Linked DNA regions of Mus musculus: region 1 is linked to region 2. The links are chromatin loops, found by intact Hi-C in ENCODE. Cell type or tissue: gastrocnemius. All regions are shown on one strand. Region 1 has its middle 89 kb from the start of Trpa1. Region 2 holds the start of Sbspon (somatomedin B and thrombospondin, type 1 domain containing).

Region 1 (2,500 bases), 880 kb after region 2:
CCTCTGCAGACCCTTTGGGATGAAGGGTGTCCTGCTTCCTCTCACACACTTCTTGGCCAACACTATGCTAATAGCACTGAGCACAAAATCTGCTGCATTCCCAGAGTCTTTAAAGAGCTGCCTTGCAAATCTCTACTAAGATGTCCATATCTTGATGGCAGGAACAGGGAATTGTTCTCTGAAGACCTGAGTATTAAAAGCCCAGACCTGGGTTATTAAAACTTGCTGAAAGTATAGACAGGTTGGGCCTTATGGAAGATTCATAAATCATTGAGGCATGCGGCTGATGGTGATGGTCATAGCCTTGCCACGTCCTCTCTCTTTGCATCATGGGATGAGATTAACGGTACTGCAGATGCCTCCCTCCAGACACGAAACATCGAGGCCTAACATCTCATGGATGTTAGAGTAATTGAAAGTTGATTAACAAACCTACCAACTGGCTAAATTTTAACAAGTCTTAAATACATGAAATAAATAATTAAATAACATTCTGCAAAAAATTACAAACAGAAAGTCAGAAATAATAGTGAATTCTGAATAATTTTTATTTCAATACAATATTGAATGTATCTTTGGTTTATTTCTGTGTGGTAAATATGTATTGAATATTTGTAGGTGTCAATGTATTGTATATGTAGCATTATGAGATGAAGACATTATTCTTCATTTAAATTAGTTTAATTTGATAATTGGTGTTAAATGTTTAACTACCTAAAAGTGCCTTGATACCCTCCTATACCTATTTGTATGTCTTAAGTCATCAATTCATCTGGGTATGATACAATTTACACCAGTTTTATCAAATTATAATCAATATTGTCAATATTTTATTAACTTTTATTTTAAAGTCTTTTGAATCATTTCTATAAACTGTATGGTTTTACCAAATTTCACGCTTTGTCAGGTTTTACATAATTGCATTATCATGGATTAACAGTTGCCTGTTTGAGTTTGACTTCACACTTATCCGTTGAGACACAGGAAAGCACTTTGTCACAGTCCTTCATTTTTGAACCATTGTTGCCACCTAGTGGTAAAGTGTAGTATTTCTACAAACAGAAAGTCATTCTCTAAATTAACATAATCAAAGTCAATTATTTAATAAGAAGAATCCACTATCACTTAAATATCTCTAGGTATTGAATTAATTAGAATAATAAAATTGGTAGTTGTCAGCATTTACAGTAAGAAACGTTTTCATCAATATCACCGGAGTTTTCAATGCCTGACTTTCGTTCTAGTCTTGTGTGGTTGTGTTTATGGATGCAAAATAAAACTCTCTATATTCTCTCATAACTGTGACAGTGAAAAGATTGCACTTATATTACAACAGAATGTGCTGAGGTGCTCTTTGTGTCTCCAGCTTCCCTCCTCCTCCTCCTCCTCCTCCTCCTCCTCCTCTTCTGCCTTTTACTGAAGATACATAGAAACCTGTGCAAGTTTGTTTAGGGTTCCTGTCCTCATCCCCTGTCCAAGTGTAGTTATACATCGTTTGAACTCTTGAGATCAAAATAGCTTGAGACATAAATCTCATAAACATAAAACTTGAGTGGGGAGTTGTACAGTTTGGACAAGTGTGTTGTCAGAATTCAAGGTTAAAGTTTGAAAAGATCAAATGGATGAGTGTTCATAATTGCACAGGATTTCTATCCATGGTCACCTCCCTGTCAATGCTCAAGACGTTTTATTATTATAATTATTATTAGATATTTTCTTTATATACATTTCAAATGTTATCCCGAAAGTTCCCTATACCCTCCCCCGCCCTGCTCCCCTACCCACTCACTCCCACTTCTTGGCCCTGGCATTCCCCTGTACTGGGCCATATAAAGTTTCCAAGGGGCCTCTCTTCCCAGTGATGGCCTATAGGCCATCTTCTGCTACATATGCAGCTAGAAACATGAACTCTAGAGGTACTGGTTAGTGCATATTGTTGTTCCACCTATAGGTTTGCAGACCCCTTCAGCTCCTTGGGTGCTTTCTCTCAATGCTCAAGACTTAAAAATGGAAACAAACAAACAAACAAATTAAATTTAACCTCACTTATTAGTGTGTTCTTCTGTTGGGAGCCAGATCAACTAAAGACTTTCTCAGAGGTGCCAATGAAAGGACAAAAGAAAACGTCTGTGCCCTTGCCTAGTGGCAGATTTGGCAAGGACCAGACTGAGGCTGGAACCTGGGCCTCAAGTGGTTTGGGTTCCTAAGAACACTACCTTCTCTGCAGAAGGACCGTGGTTACTAAGTCCTAAGGTACCTGTGTCTGAGGCATCCTGTGCTCTCTGACAGCATTGTTGGACTTAGGTCTCCCTGGCCTTGGCCCATTCTCCTACAAATCACAGATAAAAGACTGTGCTTCTTGAGGAACTTGTTTGGTATAAGTTATCAGCGGGACTTCCTGGCTCCAGCTTCCTTGCTCCAGCTATCAGCCTTCTTTCTTTCTCATCCCTGGGCCTTCCCCACACACATCTCACCATTCTAAACCCTGATTCCCATGGGC
Region 2 (2,500 bases):
TTAGAGAAGAGAAAGAAACACATATAAAAACTTGGGCATAAAGCTGGGTGTAAAGGCCTATGCCTTTCGTTCCAGCACTTGGGAGGCAGATGGCAGTAGCTCTCGTGAGTTCGATACCATCCCATCCTGGTCTACATGGCAAGTTACAGGTCAGCCAGAAGTAAGTAGCAAGTCCCTCATCTCAACAAGCAAGTAAACAAACAAGTTGCCGGTGGGGTGTCGCTTAGTAGGATGACCTTGCATCGGTCAGGATCTAATTTCCATTCTCAACGTGGCAAGAACAAGACAACAAACAAAGATGTGCACGCGAATAAAACCCTCCAAAATTAGACGAACACCTTAGAGTGAAAGTTATTATAAAAAAACAAAAACAAAAACCGAAAAACCATTATTGGTGGGGGTTCTCTTTGGGAAATCGGCTTTAACAAAAAAACAGAGTACAGTTTCTACTTTATCATTTTCTTCGTATTCATTAATTTGTCCTTTAAGTGAAGGAAAGTAGCATTTTTTTCTGGGTGAGAAAAAAGCCACTATAAAATGCTGCAGAAAGATACTTCTCTGTGCCCGACAGGGCCCAGGAGAGTTGGAGAAACAGTTGGGAAAAGACTCCGAGGGCTTTCTAGAGCGAGCTGGGGCGCTTGGGGGTCGCCCGGGTGCACAGGGGCTCCATCCATTTTCTGGCGGCTTTCCGGGTGCAAACAGGCACGGGCTACCGCGTCCCCAGACCTAAGGAGGCAGAGTTTGGATCCTGGGGAGAGTGGCCGGTAGCGGGCTGTGAGAGCACCTGGGGTGGTCGGGGGTCGGCTGGTGGCCAGGAGGAGAAGCGCGTCCCACCTGGGCCCCAGTGCCACCCGCCCAGAGCCCGCCGAGCGGGCGCACAGCCAGGGCAGCCGAGGGGCGGTGCGGAAGGGCGGAGGGCCGAGGGCGGGGGCTTCGGCTGTCGGAGGAGCCGAGCTCTTGCCCGAGGCTCTAGCTGGGTCCGTTCGCAAGTGTCGCGGCAGCTCTGGCCATGAAGACCCTGTGGATGGTGCTGTGCGCTCTGGCGCGGCTGTGGCCCGGGGCCCTGGCTGGCTGTGCAGAGGCCGGCCGCTGCTGTCCTGGCCGGGACCCAGCCTGCTTCGCCCGCGGCTGGAGGCTGGACAGGGTCTATGGAACATGCTTCTGTGACCAAGCCTGCCGTCTCACCGGGGACTGCTGCTTCGACTACGACAGGGCGTGCCCAGGTGGGTGGCTGGGCGCCGGGAGGGACCCCTAGGAAGCCAGGAATCTTCTGGTCACTTCCAGGCCAGTCCAGTATCAGCCTTCGCAATCCCAGTACCCCACCCCCACCCCAACTCCCGCTCCATTCCAGGCTTCCCAGTCGGCTTCATCTAATGTCCCCGAAGCACACCCCCTAACATCTGTGGGGATCACCTCTGGGATGTGTTCTGTGACTCAAGAACTCTAGCTTCATAGAGTCACCTGGGGCCTGGAAGGATGGTGCTGACAGTTGTCAGGGGTGTGTCCCTGGACCAGCCGTCACCACACTCATTCTGTCAACCTCATAAAGTTTGGGGATAGAGAAAACTAACAAGGCCAGGAAGATGAGACTGTCTCACTTTGTATCAAGCTTGCCCTGGGAGGGGCCTCCACTTTCTTAGAGGTCTGAGGTGTTCTGTGGTGGGCTCCAACATGGACCACCGCTGTTTCCTGTGAGGAGGTTTTCTGTGCTCTTGGAACTATCTTTAGGATACTTTCTTTCCTCAAGTCTCTGTAGTGTTTGATCCTTCCCTTTAGAATGAGGTCTTTTCTTATCTAACATTCCCATAGCATCTCACAGTACCCCTTGGTAGGGTTCTGTCAACGCAGGTTTAATTGAACTTAAAGGTAAAGGAAGAAATGAGAAACACAGTCCTGAAAAACAAGCCGTGACCAAGAAGTCAGCTCTGAAAACCAAAGCAGCTTTGCTCCTTGCTAATCAGATCAGTCCCAAAGTTGTCCATATGATAGGGTTTGTCCTCACACAAGTCCTAGGCAACTTCTGAGGAGAGGACCCAAGGGCTGGGCCACACTCCAGGAACGAGAGGCCCAGTAGCAACAAGGCCTCTCTTGCCTCTTTGCTAAGAGCCTGTCAATCCCAGGCAGGTCAGTCACCCAGCCATGATACTGTGGAAGGGCACAGCCAAAAAACCTCCAAGATTTACTGGCGGATGCCCTTTTTGATAAGTTCTCCCCCCATTCCCGTGACAAGTCATCTTGCCTCAGTCTAAAGGAAGCTGGAAAAGTCAATGAACCAGAAAATGCAGTGAGTCTGAGCCATGTGTCCCCTTCCCTGGCAACACCCGAAACTGGGTGTCTCAGCTACGTGTCCCTGGGTCTTCCAAAGCACTCATTCTTGAGGGGCTTGCCTATGCATTGATCCTAGAGTCCTGTAGCCCTTAGTTTGTAGTAAGCACAGGGATGGTGGGACACTGAAGATGCTGTCTCTACTCCTTAGGAAGTCACTTTGTACCAGAAGCAC

Evidence for each region. Peaks named below come from ENCODE experiments on the same cell type or tissue, not always from the same donor. Only the 100,000 strongest peaks of a DNase experiment are listed, where the experiment ranks them.
Region 1: it touches region 2 in a loop (3-fold over the local background); 15 of 42 quality-filtered maps call a loop at or near these places.

What each region holds. Positions count from the first base shown.
Region 1 is chr1:15,006,364-15,008,863 of GRCm38, reverse strand. No RefSeq gene overlaps it. Among named protein-coding and RNA genes, the nearest start is that of Trpa1, 89 kb to the right of the region's middle. In gastrocnemius, a CTCF peak has its summit at 1,040 (motif pointing left); no DNase peak of the experiment used is centred here.
Region 2 is chr1:15,891,162-15,893,661 of GRCm38, reverse strand. Sbspon (somatomedin B and thrombospondin, type 1 domain containing) reads left to right here and starts at 940. Exons shown (of 5, transcript NM_001033288.3): 1 at 940-1,223. The coding sequence starts at 1,010. In gastrocnemius, no CTCF peak of the experiment used is centred here; a DNase peak (open chromatin) is centred at 942; H3K4me3 peaks cover 1,235 bases; H3K27ac peaks cover 725 bases.